Linked DNA regions of Homo sapiens: all the other regions are linked to region 1. A link is a contact called in ENCODE Hi-C data. All regions are on one chromosome and are shown on one strand. The core of a region is the stretch at or near the end of the contact, and the rest is flanking DNA. Distances in the headings are between cores, read along the strand shown. Region 1 holds the start of MICU2 (mitochondrial calcium uptake 2). Region 2 holds the start of PAN3-AS1 (PAN3 antisense RNA 1). Region 3 holds the start of MTIF3 (mitochondrial translational initiation factor 3). Region 4 holds the start of RASL11A (RAS like family 11 member A). Region 5 holds the start of RPL21 (ribosomal protein L21).

Region 1 (2,638 bases), core at 41-2,540:
CTTCCCCACCCCAAACTGTAAGAGGGTTGTTCACAGATGAAAAAATTGAGACTCAAAGAGATTAAATACCTTACCCCAAATAGCAGTGATCATCTACCAAATCGTGAGTTATTTACAAATGAGAAAATGGAGACTCAGAGAGATTAAATAATTTGCCCCAAACCACAGTGATCATCCTGGTAGAGCTAAGATTCAAACCTTGAGGTCTGGCTCACAAGTCGGTGAAGTGAGGCTCATCTCTCTACTTCCTACCTGGGAAGGCACACTGAAAAGTAAGTCCAGAAGCTGACGGAAAAGTGAGGAACCTCTGACTGCAGATTAATTTAGACAAGCGGGCTAAGAGAAAGGGAGCAAGGATTAAGGGCAGATAATAACAAAGGGATCCACGGAACTTCCACTGAATGATCAAATTAGATTTCGTGTGACAGGTTTTTGTTTTTGTTTCTTGAAGTTTTGTTTTGTGCAAAACTTCAAGACAGCAGTGATTATGTGATTAGGAGTCTTGGCCCCTTTGATGTTGGCTCCGTTACTGCATGCCCAACTAAAGCTTCTAATAGCTGGGGACATTTCAGAGGCTGAACAAAGAGTTTATTAAAAAGAGTTACTCAGGAAAAGTGAAGACCAAAGAATGGAGGATTGGAGGCTGTTAAATAAAACCAAGTAGTCTGCCTCAGCTACATCACTTATCACCAATGCAACAGCCAGGACTGGAGGTATCGTTCTAAATCTGCACTGGGGAAAACCTCTGGGTCCCTGATGATAGAGACATGGGGCTGGTGTGCTGCTGTCTCTGACTTTTAGTTCTAGGTAGGATAAGAGCTACTATCAAACCTTTTGTTGAAACTGAATTTAAATTCATTATAAGCAAATAGTGAGGGACTGAAATAAACAGAATGCCTTGTCTGAGAGTTGTTTTAGCAGAAATGAAAGAACAGTCAAGACTATAAGCATAGGAAGACATGAACAACACAGATGCAGAAGAGACTATTTCAAAAAACGTTTCACAGTTTTACAAGGTGAAAAAATGAAAAGGAGAAACCTGCCCACACAACCGAGGGCACTATCTTGTTTTGGACTAGGAAGTCATATTATACTGTCTTGATACTCTTCCTGTCATCCCATCCCCACAGCCTTAGAAGGCAGCCCCGGAACCGAAGGCCACCTCTTGCGGCTGCGAGCGTCGCCTCAGCAACCGCACCCACGGCGCAGGCCCGGTAGGCGGGGCGGAAGCCTGTCGGATGTCGCGAGAGTTCCCAAGCGGTAGGCGGCGGCGCCGGGAGAGAAGCGCCGCCTAGCTGCGCTTCCGCAAAGATGGCGGCGGCTGCGGGTAGCTGCGCGCGGGTGGCGGCCTGGGGCGGAAAACTGCGACGGGGGCTCGCTGTCAGCCGACAGGCTGTGCGGAGTCCCGGCCCCTTGGCAGCGGCAGTGGCCGGCGCGGCCCTGGCAGGAGCAGGAGCGGCCTGGCACCACAGCCGCGTCAGTGTTGCGGCGCGGGATGGCAGTTTTACAGTCTCCGCACAGGTACAGGACTAACTCCTTCTGCTAGCCCCAGTCAAGCTCCTCCCTCCCCTGACGCCCTTAGGCGGGGAGTGGTTTGGCTCTGGGCGGCTCTCCCGGAGCCGTGGGTGGAGGTGCCGCTGCGGATCGGAGCGCCCTGCGACTGGTGGGACTCGCTCCTTCCTGGACCGGCCCCCGGCCTGAGTCCCCGAGGGCCTTCGAGGCTGGTGACCGGAGATTCTGCCTCCCTTGGGAGAACCCCGCGGACGCTGAACACCACGGCCCACAAAACTGGCCGCACTAATTTAGTGGTGATGAGTGTGGGCGTGTCTTAATTCGAGGCTCCTAATTCAGAATCTCACTGCGCCTCGCCTCTTGCTACCTCTCTGGTCAGTGAAGTGGCATTCACATCCGCAGGTGGTTTGCGTCCAGTTACCCCTGTGGGATATACCTTTGTTAAGCTTTGCAACTAAGTTTTACGATCTTTTCTTTGTATAGCATGATGAAGTTCTGTCGATTGCTTTTTTAAGTCACGAATGTGTCAGCCACAAAAATTAACCAGTTGATTTCCAGATTTTATTATCAACTTTAAGGAACATTATTGCATGATTATAAACCTTAATATCTTAGTGGACCATAAGTTCTAAGCAAAAATTGCTCCTAAAACCTCCATCTATTAAAGACAAGAGTCCGCCGGGCGCGGTGGCACACGCCTTTAATCCCAGGGCTTTGGGAGGCCGAGGCGGGTGGATCTCCTGAGGTCAGGAGTTCGAGACCAGCCTGGCCAACATGGTGAAGCCGCTCCCCACCCCAGCCCCGCCCCCCCGGTCTCTACTAAAAAATATAAACAATTAGCTGGGTGTGGTGGCGGGAGGCTGAAGTAGGAGAACCGCTTGAATCCGGGAGGCGGAGGTTGCAGTGAGCCAAGATCGAGCCATTGCACTCCAGCCTGAGCTACAAGAGCGAAACTCCGTCTCAAAAAAAAAAAAAAAAGATTCAAGTTCCCTATTTCAGGATAAATGATGTTGTAACGCATTTGAAAATTTGAATGAGTAGTGCTTTAAAATTTTTGTAGACTTAGTAAGTTTTTACATATGAGCTTTTTTGAAAATTGAAAGTAGTAGTTTATTATTTTCTTTTT
Region 2 (2,638 bases), core at 87-2,586, 6.5 Mb before region 1:
CCAATTAAATGCTAAAACTTCCTATCAGGTTCATTAACAGTGTTTAAGAAAAAGACAAAATGTTCTCATGTACAAATTGAACTGCCTATCAGATTATTTTAAGATCTAGTTCTCCAGAATTCCCAAGAAAGTAGGACTCCTATTTGGTTTAGAAACGCTCAATATACTAAGAAACAAAACAGGGACATCTGGCACCGGCTCTATTCGTAAAGGCAACATTCTCTAACAGATTACGCTCACATTCAATTGTAAACTCCACTAACAACTAACAAGCTTCAGGTCAATAGATAACAACACACTGAGAGGCTGAGGAGGACAGATCACTTGAGGCCAGCAGTTTGAGACCAGCCTGGCCAACACAACGAGACTACTATCTCAACTAAAACTACAAAAAATTATCTGGCCGTGGTGGCGCGCGCCTGTAGTCCCAGCTACTCCGTAGGCAGAGGCAACAGAATCGCTTGAACTCGGGAGGCGGAGGTTGCAGTGAGCTGAGATCGCGCAACTGCACTCCAGCCTGAGCGACAGGGCGAGACTCTCTCCAAAACAACAACAACAACAACAACAACAACACATGAAAAAGAAATATAAACAGCCTTAAGATGTCCCCACCCAAGTGCTCAGTCGCACATAAACGCAGGCTGCACATGACATGCATTCAAGACACAATGCTGAGTTTGCTTGATACAAAGCTATAGAAGACAGGATCCCAGCTGACACCAGCAAACTTATTCTAGCTTTCAGGGAAACTCAGATGAAATGCGTCTTTGTGAAATCCCTACTCTAAACTCTCGATTAAACCTGAGCACACTTTGAACGCGACAGTCCGCTCCCTCCTAATCCTTAGAAAGCATTTCCTGCCTGCAAAACCTTTCTCCCGCAAGCCTTCTACAAACTTTTTCCGTTCTTTCAACCTACTCCACGAAGCCTTAAGCCCGCCCCTCACCTCCCGCCCCCTACACACACACACACACACACACACACACACACACACAAACACACCCCTCCCCACTAGGGAACCTCAACACTCTGCAGACGCCACTCCACAAGGACACGCAAAACACATGTGCCTGCAAACCCAGCCCCTTTCCACACCCCCCGGAAACGACACCCCCTTTCTCACACTCCGCACGCCACAGCCCATCCCCCTTCCTCCCCGCCCCCCCTTCACATCACCCCAGTCCTCCCACCCACGTTCCCGGGAACCCAACCTCCCCGCGCTCTCCGACTTGCCGAAGGCAGTGGGGAGGGGAAGCAGGAAGAAGGAAGGAGGGCTCAGGCCCGGCCTAGGCCTCTCAGACCGCCTTGGGAGGTGAGGGGGGGAGCCCGCGGGCCGTGCTCAGCTCCCGTCGGCAGCAGGGCCTCATCCGGCCCAGGCCTGCCCTCCGCCGCCGCGGCCCGCCCCGCCCGAAAAACACTCACTTGCCAGCCGCGGTCCATCGAGTCCCCCGCTACTGCCTCCTCCGCCGGCTGCGGCTCCGGTCCCCGGGTCCCCCAGGTCCGGCTTCTTGGGCCCGGGGGGCGGCCCAGCTCCCCCGCCCGCGACGGCTCCCGGCGGAAAGCCGGCCACGGGTGCACCAGCCAGAGCCAGGGGGACGCTGTTGCTATGGAGGCCGAGGCCCGGGGCAGCCCCGGCGGCAGGGTCCTCATGCAGGAACTGACACTCCTCCCCGTAGAAGCAAGTCTTATCCTTAGCGTAGTAGCGGCAGTACTTCAGCTTCACTCCTACCGCCGCCCCGCCGGGGACACCCCCGACCCCCGGCGGGGCCACCACCGCCACCGCCGCCGCCAGCGAGGAGGAGGAAGGGGAGGCGGCGGCCGAGGGGGGCGGGAGGCCGCCGCCACTGTTCATGGCAACGCCGCAGCCTCGTCTTCCGCCGCCGCCCGAGGAGCCGCCGCCGCCACCACCATAGACGGGGGAGGAAAGGAAGACGCTGCCGGTGCCGGATAAAAGCCTGGGCGGGTGGGTCTGTCCCGCTGCGGGAGCCGGAGCCGCCCGGGGAGAAGGGGGAGGGGAGAGGGGAGGGAGGAGGGGGTAGAAGGAGGGAGGGTAGGGGGAGAGTTGGGATTCTCTCACTCACTCTCTCGTTCTCTTTTCTTAAAGGGGCCGCGCGGGACGACGGGGTGAGCGCGCGGGCCCAGACGGGGACTTCGAGGGCGCGGGCAGGGGAAGAGGGAGCGGCAGCGGCAAGCGGGTGGGGAAGGCGGAGGGGCCGGTTTATTTTTAAATTCTGCCTCCACTCGCTCTCTCGCGCTCTGGTTCCTCCGAGTTGTTTATTCCATTTTCCTCTTCCTGAGACGGCCGTCGCCGCTGCGCGTGCGCGCTGAGACGCGAGGGCTTATGGGTAGCGGGAGCGCTAGGGGAAGCCTGGCCGGCGTCGGGCCCCCGGGGGCATCCGCGAGCTATCGGCGGTTGGACCGGCGGCTCTCGGTGGGGTTCCGGACGCGGATCTGGCGCCGAATTCTCACGAGACCTGATACCTTCCTTATTTGTATATTCTCTTACTTAAAAAGCCAGATGTCTTTTTTTTTTTTTTCATTGAAAAGAGAAAATTGACAAGGTAAACGGTCGTTTGGAGGGGCCACCTGGGGACGCGGCCCGAGCCCTGGCTCTACCTGAAGAATATCTTCTATTTGC
Region 3 (2,638 bases), core at 88-2,587, 5.8 Mb before region 1:
CATTTAAAGTTTGCCTGGGTTTGGGGTTTTTTGGCTTTTTTATTCTTGATTCTGCTACTAGTTGTGCGACCTTGGGCAAATTTGTTTCAGTTCCCTCATCTGTAAAATGGGTAATAATAATAATTGGCTCATAAGGTTGTCCTGAAGATTGAATAACTTGAGATATGTTCAGTGCGTAGAACAGTGTCTGGCACATAGGCAAAAGCAATCACAAATGTGGGCAATTATAATTGCTGAGCACCTAACTTTTCCCAGGTATTGTGCTACTCAGTCTGTCCCCGAATCTACGTCACACAAAATATCTTGGCATTGAGAAATAATTTTGATAGAATAAAATGAATCCTTAATTCTTCTTGATTAACTTGGAAATGGCCAAGATGCACACCTGGACTTTCGGTCTCACACAAGAGTTGTTTCATTACCTCCCTATTTTAACAGTGAGCGTCGAGCTACCAGCAGCTAAAAAGGAAATGGAGATTTCGTCTTTGCTCCCAAAGAACTATTTAAAGCTTTAGTAGTTGTGTCATCTGTAATAAAAGACGTAATGCTGACTCAAGGAGTTAATGAGAAATAAGACAACGCCTTCCAGTGGACAAGTAGCCAATAAATGTTAGTTTTTCTTCGTACCAGGAATCCAAACATTCCAGGTATGAAGCCAGATTAGGTGGCTTCACGACTGTGGACTCGCAGTCTGCCCTTGAGGAATTTCTTATTGAAGAAGAAAAAGAGGGGGGACACGGGGCCCAGACCCCCAGCACCCGGCTTTCGAGCAGGCTCCACGGGTCCGGGTCCGGGTCCGTTTTCCCTTTCGCCAGCTGGGGCCCCGTTCGAACCTCTCCCAACTACAACGCGGAGGCTCCGACGCCCCGGCCCCAGCTTTGTTTTGCCTCCGGGAGCCGCGCGCCACCGGGGACCCGCGGGGAGCCGTTCTCACTCCGAAGCTGTCTGCTCACCTGCAAATCGGAGACAGCGCCCTTTCACTTACGATCCTTATAAAAGACGCTTATAAAACATTTTATTCAGTGTTACATTAAAAAGACGTTTATGAAAGCAATTTATAAAGCCCTAGTGGGAGACCGAGATTGGTGTTAATGTAACTGGAGTAAGGGCTGCTCCGATTGCTGCAGAAATTCGACATTAGCCTTCACCGCACCTGCGGAGCAGCGGGAGCCAGGTGAGCAGCAATTTCCCCTCAGGGACTTCCTCCGCGTTCTCCGCATTTTCTGTCGGCGGAACTGAATCCCAACAGTAGAAAAACGTGGCTCCGCCCATCACCTTTCCTTTAAAGGACGCGGGGTGAAGCCCCGCCCACTACGGAGAGCGAAGGGGACTCGCCGCAGATCCGCTGTACTTGCGTCCGCTACAGTATGTCAATCGCTTGCCCCAGCACAGGTAATGCTAAATATGAGGCGTGCGGAGCGGTGCGCGGACCGGCATCGGGAGGGCGTGGCCTTAGGGGGCGCCCCTGTGGAGGAGGCACCCGGAAGGTCAGGGCTACCCCGTCCCGCCGGTACCGAGGGCGGAGAGGCTCCGCAGGTCCTGCTGCGGAGTCGGAGGGTTCTGCCGGGCTGTAAAGCCATTTTCAGCGAGGCCGCTGCACGAACTTCCGAGGGATGTTAGACCTAGAGTTGCCGCCAGCCCCACTGAGCTTTTCTAGTTCCGTCCCGACATGCGCGCCCTCGTTTGTGCGCACGCACGCACGCAGTACGTCGCTACGTCCCGTCTCTAGCCCTGGCGCTCCGCCGGTCCCGTTCTGCAGGTGGGCGTCGCCGCCGACTTACCAACAACCGGGTCGGGGGCTCCCGGAAGTGCTCTTGCGGCTTACTGCCTGGCACAGGTGGGGCAGAGCGAGCCAGGCGAAGGGCGCCTGCGCAGGACATGCTGGACAAATGCGTTGTTCTTGCTGCCTGCTGTTGCGGGAGGAGGCCTTATGGGGGAAGGTCGCGAAGTGACTGGGATTTTTTTTCTCATTTGTCATTTAGTGGGCTCCGTGGCTTAAGACTTGAACCAAGTAAACGAAGTTCTCTTACTGAGAAGTCTCAGTTTCAAGTACGTGTTGTGAAAGGCCTAAGTCTTAGAAAAGTAGAGGATGGAGAGAAGAATCTGAAAATCGACTACTATTCATTCTGTCAGGCACAACACAGTAACGAATAAGTCCATTTTGTTCCTGCTTCGTAGAGTTTACGGTCTAGTGATGGAGAACAGCAGTGCTAAGATCATCACAAAACTGTAATTGTAATGAATGTTTTAAAGGAAAGGTCAACTGGACTGTAGAAGCATTCAGTGTTAAGCTCAGTAAATTGGGGGAGGGATGGGAGAACTGGCTTAGTTTGGAAGGTAATCAGAAGAATGCGCTAAGGATCTGGCGTTTCCTAAACCAAGGACGAGAGTACTGTATTTCAAAAACCGAATGGCCAGTGTGGCCTAGGCATAAAGAAGAAACTGGAGAGGTGGGAAGGGCCTTTTGGCCTGGCGAAGGTGTAGATCTTTAATCTCGGGGCAGTTTTATTTAAGGTGAGGAAGGTCCTGGGTGTAGTGACCGCAGTGCAGTGGGAACTGGTTGCCAGGGCTCAAGCCGAGTTAGGAGACTGGCAGGAATCCAAACGAGGTGGTCGATGTTTTAAACTGACGGTGGTGA
Region 4 (2,638 bases), core at 58-2,557, 5.7 Mb before region 1:
TCAAAAAAAGCAGAGCTTGCCAGGGGAGAAGAGTCTCTCCCATCAGAATCCTACCTCTTTTTTTGTTTTGTTTTGTTTTGTTTTAAACGTTTTTTTCTTTGTTAATGGTTCCATGGCTACCTCCGGAAGAAATGGTGAGACCTGCTTAAGTAGTGATGGCCCACCAGGGTTGCAAAGTGAAGTTAAGTCAGGTGCTTAACAAGAGGAGGCTGCTTCTAACCATGCCTCCCCCTTAGAGAGTTTCTAACACCCCAACCACTGGCCCCACCTGTGGACAGCCCATTCCTCCCTCTAAACGCACAGGTCGGTTTAGATGCCTTGCTCAGACCCCTGCGCCCAGCATGGGCGCCCTACGTGCTGTGCCCACTGGGGTGGTCTCACGGGTGGGGGTGAGCTGTTTGCCCCTGGCGGTTCTTACCTGGACGCCCCCGGGAGTATCCTGGATCTGCAGGGAGAGCTGGTCCCCCTCGACATAGACCAGCCGTGAATACAGCTTGCCTGGAGAATGAAGTAGAGTTTGCTTTTTAATTCTCAAACTCCCATCCGTAAAAAGAAACACGCAAGCATAAAAGCAGGGAGCGTGAAAGTATTCTCACCTGTATTCGGTTCATAGTCTCCAATGAATCTCTTGGTCAGGAAGCGCACGATCATTGCTGAAAAGGAAATAGGAAAATCAACCGAAGGAGTAGAACAAGCCTGTCAAACCCAGGCACCTCGGACAAACTGGGGGGAGTGAAGGGTGCAGAACCGTGGGCACTGCTCGCTTCCAGAGGCTCCGCAAAGCCGTGGTGCCGCGGGCTTGGCCGCGAGTACGACTGGCGGGACACCTCTCCCGCACCCCATCCCCGAACAGGCGCCAATCCCGCCGAGATCCCAGGAGTAGATGCACCAGGAAACGCCAGGGAAGCAGGCCGGGACGGACCGGGACCCACCCAGCGCGAAAGCAGCCCGATTCTACCTGCACCCGCGCCCTCTGCTTCGGCCGAGGCGCCCTCTCTCCGCAGCGCCCCCAGTGGTCGCGGCCGGAGCCGGGGAGCGAAGCCGCCCGGGGGTCCCCGCCGCACTCACCGCTCTTGCCCACGCGGCCGGCGCCCAGCACCGCCAGTTTGATGTCCTTGGGCAGTAGGTAGTCCGAGGAGGACTCGGGGATGGGTGCGAGCAGAAAGTGCCCGGACATGCTGAGCGGCCGCATGGAGCGCGTCCCGGGGTCCGGCGCGCAATCCGAGAGGGCTGGGCCTCGCCGCACCCGGAGCCGGCTCGCCAGCTGGGAGTGCGGGACTAGAGGTCCGGGACCGCGGCGGCTGCCTGCAGAACTGTCAAGGCCCGCGGCTTTTAAAGGGCTTGGTGCGCCCGGGAGCGCGGCGGCCGTCCCAGCTCCTCCTCGTCTCCGCCCCTTCCCGGAGCGGCCGGGAGGGGCGGGAGCAGAGGCCGCGGAGCTGACTATCGCCGAGGCTGTGCGCTTCGCCGGGCTGCTAGCTGCTCGCGGCTCCAGGCGCTCTGCGGCAGGACTGCGGCTCCGGGGCTCAGACCCTGGAGATACGGCCACCGTCCAGAGCGCGCGAGTGGCCTCTAGTCAGGCATTCTGCGAGTCTCCTCGCCCCGCAGCAGCCAGCCGGAGTCACTAGACCTGTGGGTGAACTTGAGATAGGAGTTACGAGTTGACGAGAGAAGAAGAAAAAGTGCAATCAGTTGGATGTTTCTGCAACAATGGGACAGATTGCTGTAAAACGCTGCCCTTTTTATTTTTAAAAGGTGCTAAGGGGCTGGGCGCGGTGGCTTACGCCTGTAATCCCAGCACTTTGGGAGGCCCAGGTGGGCAAGATCATCTGCGGTCAGGAGTTCAAGACCAGCCTGGCCAACATGGCGAAACGCTGTCTCTACTAAAAATACAAAAATTAGCGGGGCGTGGTGGTGGGCGCCTGTAATCCCAACTACTCGGGAGGCTGAGGCAGCAGAATCGCTTGAACTAGGGAGGCGGAGGTTGCAGTGAGCCGAGATGGCACCACTGCACTCCAGCCTGGACCACAAGAGCGAAACTCCGTCTCAAAAAAAAAAAAAAAAGAAAGAAAAGAAAAGATGCTAAGGGGTAACATTAATATGGGAAAAGGGCGGGGGGCGGGGGGCAAGAGCTCTGAATTAGTATCAGTGGAGGCAACTGCAGTCACTGTGACCTTGCTAGGGATAGATGAAGTCCCCTTAGGGGCAGTGATGGTTAGCATCTCAGTATCCATGCCCAGCCCCTCCTCTGCAGGCAGGGGTTGCACTGGCTCATTCCTGAACACTCATGAGCACTCCACTGGCTGGGGGCCCTGGCCCTGCACTAAGTGTCCATCATTAATACTATCCTATGTGCTTGAGTCATGCATTTGCTTCAGTATCCAAATATTTACTTCTAGGTGCATGGTGGGGTCTAGGGTGGGGTGGGGGGCAGTGTGAGGAACAGGACACAGAGCTATAGACTGGTTCTTGGATTTCTGGAGCCCACCAGAAATAGCACAGCAGAAGCCTCAGGACTTTAACCTTGAACAGTTAGAAGACCTTCATGCCTCTGACCTCCTGTGTTCCAGCCTCACTTGCCTAATCGCCTATTAGACAGCCCCACCCTAATTCATACCTTTCTCTACCCTGGTTGTACCAG
Region 5 (2,638 bases), core at 95-2,594, 5.6 Mb before region 1:
CTACCATAAGGTAAAATACAGCAGTCAGGCTTGACGTGTTGACAATATTCTAACACAATTTGGTTTCTAAGTTTACCAACAATCCTTTAAGAATGGCTCCCAAAGTACCATTTTTATAAAAATTGTATAGCAAGAAGACATGTTTCACCTAACTCACCAAAGTCAAACCATTGTTACAATGGATGAACCCTTTAAATGCCAGGTACTCTGTTCCAATCCCCAAAGCCTTTAGATGTGTATAAAGTTCCAAAAACTTGTGCTAAGTTAGTACACAAAGGGTGATACTGTGTAGATTCAAGTCACTTTGTGGAATCACCAAGTGGCATAATCAGTTAACTCATTCCTGATTCCAGAGCCCATAATCCTCCACTAGATCCATCTTTCTGAGTTTGGAATCCATTTTAAGCATGGACCCCATACACTTAAAACTGAAGGCACTTTTCAAAACGATGCTTTACAGTTTGTAAGAGTATTAAAATCATGGCAACTAGGATCCACCATAAAGAGCAACCTGCAGTTTGCTCGACTCTGTTGACGTCCACAAACTAGACAAAATGATGAACTATGGCTAAATGTTTCCCTTCACTCAAAGCATGCTGCCCTAGAATTCGCAAAACAGTATCTCCTCTTGGTGCAAATATTGGTGTTGCAACCTCAAAACACTTTCCCTTCGTCCGATCACCATGTGGGGTCAAAATTTTAAAAACAGTCGGAAATCGTCTTATGCATTAACTAAGGGCAGTGAGGGTTCATCACCCAGGACGACTCCGGGACCCACTCTCCGACCGAGAGCCCGGGTTTTCACACCTGTAGGCTTCACAGAAGATTAAAGCCGACGCCTGACTTTAAACCCATTCCTACTACCCCTTAAGTCCTCACCCAACATCATCGCAAGATTTGGAATAAAAAAGCCACACTGAAAGGAGTTAGAAAGGCATCAGGCCACGCGGCCCCCACACAGCCTATGTGAGAGGGGCCACCCACAGTACCGGAGATGCAGCCACGGGAACATAAAACGAAGTCTTTTAAAGATTAACTCGAGTCGCCTCACCCCAAGCGACTCAGTCTCGTCTTTCTCGCAAATGTCCCCCCGCAGGGCCGCAACATCGCAGTCCGGTTCTCAGCCCACGGCCCAGACCCGACCCGGCGCACGCTGCTCCCCGTCTGGCAGAACATGGTTTAACCCGCCCATGCCAATGGACCTCAAACAGGTTAGAGAGTCTCCCCACGGTCCCAATGAACGACCTCTGAGGCCACAAGGTCGCGGTTCAAGTCTGTCGAACACCTAGCGCCCGGGAGCCACGCGTAGGCCCTACCTGGAAGATGGCGGTTCCGGCCGAAAGGAAAGAGGCGGGGCCGCGGCGCGCGCCTTACAAGGGCCTGTGGGCTGCCCACGGCGCTGCCTGAGGGAAACGCCAACCGTAAGCGACTTCTTTCTAGGGAAGAAGATCGTCTCTGAGAACACAGAAAGTCTGTGAGGATATTTTCCCCTCTTGCGAAAGAAAGGCAACCGGCCAACACAAGCTGACACTTGCATCGTGTCAGACAGCCCGGAAAGGGGCCTTCAAGGGCGATCAAGAGGACGCCGTCGTCCCGAGCGTGCTTACGCCATCCTTTGCGTCACCGCCTTCGCCGGAAGCTGCCTTGTATCCGCGTCTCCGCAGGGAAAACTGCGGCTGGCGGTGCGGGAAGTGCTATTAGTAGTTGTTTATTTGTTTGTTTGCAGAAATAATTGCTTGGGTACGAAGGTCAAACGAGAATGAAGCAAGTATATTATCTAGTTTGTATGTCTTTAAATAGTTTCTCCTCCACACGTCTAAACATACGCACCTGCTAGTAGGTGCGCAAATGTTAAAACCTCTTTGGGAAAGCAATGTGGCAAAATCTAGTAAAAGTTTTCAATTACTAAACCCCAGCACTCTGCTCCTACCTATATGTCTTGTAGAAACTTTGGTAAGTGAACAAGGATGTACGTAACAGCGCTGTGGGTAGAAGCAAAAAATTAGAAACGTCCATCAATAACAGAATAAATACCTTATGGGATGTTAGGATGTAGTATTATACGCCAATAAAAGAAGACTGAACTCAGAAATGTGATGAGGCAAAAAGAGAAAGATGTAGAAAAATAAATAGTATGACAATTCATATACATTCAACTCTAAAACTTGTAAAACAATGCTATATATTGCTTAGTTATGCATACATATGTAGTTAAAGAAGTCAAGAAATACAAGAGAATGAAAATCAAGTTGAGAAAAGCAGTCATATCTGGTAAGGAGGGGACAATAAAGGGAGGCTTTAACTGTATTGACCATTATTAAACCGGGTGTTAAATATATGGGTGGCCATTGTTTTATTCACTACACCTTTAAAAATAGATATTATTTTCTTAATGTAGTTTATTTAAATTGAGATAATGCCATATACCCAGCATCCAGTTTCCCCTATTATTAACATCTCATGCTAATATGGTACATTTGTTGCAATTAATGAACCAATATTTTACACTGTTATTAACTAAGGTTCACATTTTATTCAGATTTCCTTCGGTTTTACCTAATACCCTTTTTCTGTTCCAGGATTCCATCCAGAATACCACATTACATTTAGTTATGATGTCTCCTTATATGCCTCTTGT

The links. Hi-C counts contacts between places; a loop is a spot of excess contacts on that map. Pooled maps may share reads with other maps.
Region 2: a map of CD8-positive, alpha-beta T cell shows a loop between it and region 1 (7-fold over the local background). The contact joins the promoter of PAN3-AS1 here to the promoter of MICU2 in region 1. A Hi-C loop is called at or near these places in 2 of 168 maps with a recorded cell type or tissue (CD4-positive, alpha-beta memory T cell and CD8-positive, alpha-beta T cell) and 8 of 50 pooled maps.
Region 3: a loop to region 1 is called in a pooled map, with 7 times the contacts of the local background. The contact joins the promoter of MTIF3 here to the promoter of MICU2 in region 1. A Hi-C loop is called at or near these places in 7 of 50 pooled maps.
Region 4: a loop to region 1 is called in a map of ascending aorta, with 13 times the contacts of the local background. The contact joins the promoter of RASL11A here to the promoter of MICU2 in region 1. A Hi-C loop is called at or near these places in 2 of 168 maps with a recorded cell type or tissue (ascending aorta and naive thymus-derived CD4-positive, alpha-beta T cell) and 4 of 50 pooled maps.
Region 5: a loop to region 1 is called in a map of natural killer cell, with 26 times the contacts of the local background. The contact joins the promoter of RPL21 here to the promoter of MICU2 in region 1. A Hi-C loop is called at or near these places in 2 of 168 maps with a recorded cell type or tissue (naive thymus-derived CD4-positive, alpha-beta T cell and natural killer cell) and 7 of 50 pooled maps.

The regions. Positions count from the first base shown.
Region 1 is chr13:21,602,822-21,605,459 of GRCh38, reverse strand. It overlaps MICU2 (mitochondrial calcium uptake 2), which reads left to right and starts at 1,290. Exons shown (of 12, transcript NM_152726.3): 1 at 1,290-1,521. The coding sequence starts at 1,312. RefSeq lists enhancers at 1,107-1,176, 958-1,576, 1,577-2,196 and a silencer at 1,347-1,556.
Region 2 is chr13:28,137,872-28,140,509 of GRCh38, reverse strand. PAN3-AS1 (PAN3 antisense RNA 1) reads left to right here and starts at 1,336. Exons shown (of 2, transcript NR_029383.1): 1 at 1,336-1,963; 2 at 2,105-2,638. It overlaps PAN3 (poly(A) specific ribonuclease subunit PAN3), which reads right to left and starts at 1,965. Exons shown (of 19, transcript NM_175854.8): 1 at 1,423-1,965. The coding sequence starts at 1,852. RefSeq lists an enhancer at 924-1,218 and silencers at 1,301-1,700, 1,741-1,820, 2,011-2,120.
Region 3 is chr13:27,449,263-27,451,900 of GRCh38, reverse strand. It overlaps MTIF3 (mitochondrial translational initiation factor 3), which reads left to right and starts at 1,337. Exons shown (of 5, transcript NM_152912.5): 1 at 1,337-1,392. RefSeq lists enhancers at 903-962, 983-1,342, 1,186-2,100.
Region 4 is chr13:27,269,499-27,272,136 of GRCh38, reverse strand. It overlaps RASL11A (RAS like family 11 member A), which reads right to left and starts at 1,307. Exons shown (of 4, transcript NM_206827.2): 1 at 1,069-1,307; 2 at 597-653; 3 at 419-498. The coding sequence starts at 1,192. RefSeq lists silencers at 907-1,136, 1,177-1,396 and an enhancer at 1,345-1,845.
Region 5 is chr13:27,250,264-27,252,901 of GRCh38, reverse strand. RPL21 (ribosomal protein L21) reads right to left here and starts at 1,344. Exons shown (of 6, transcript NM_000982.4): 1 at 1,317-1,344. RefSeq lists enhancers at 851-1,436, 1,090-1,629, 1,437-2,022, 841-2,040.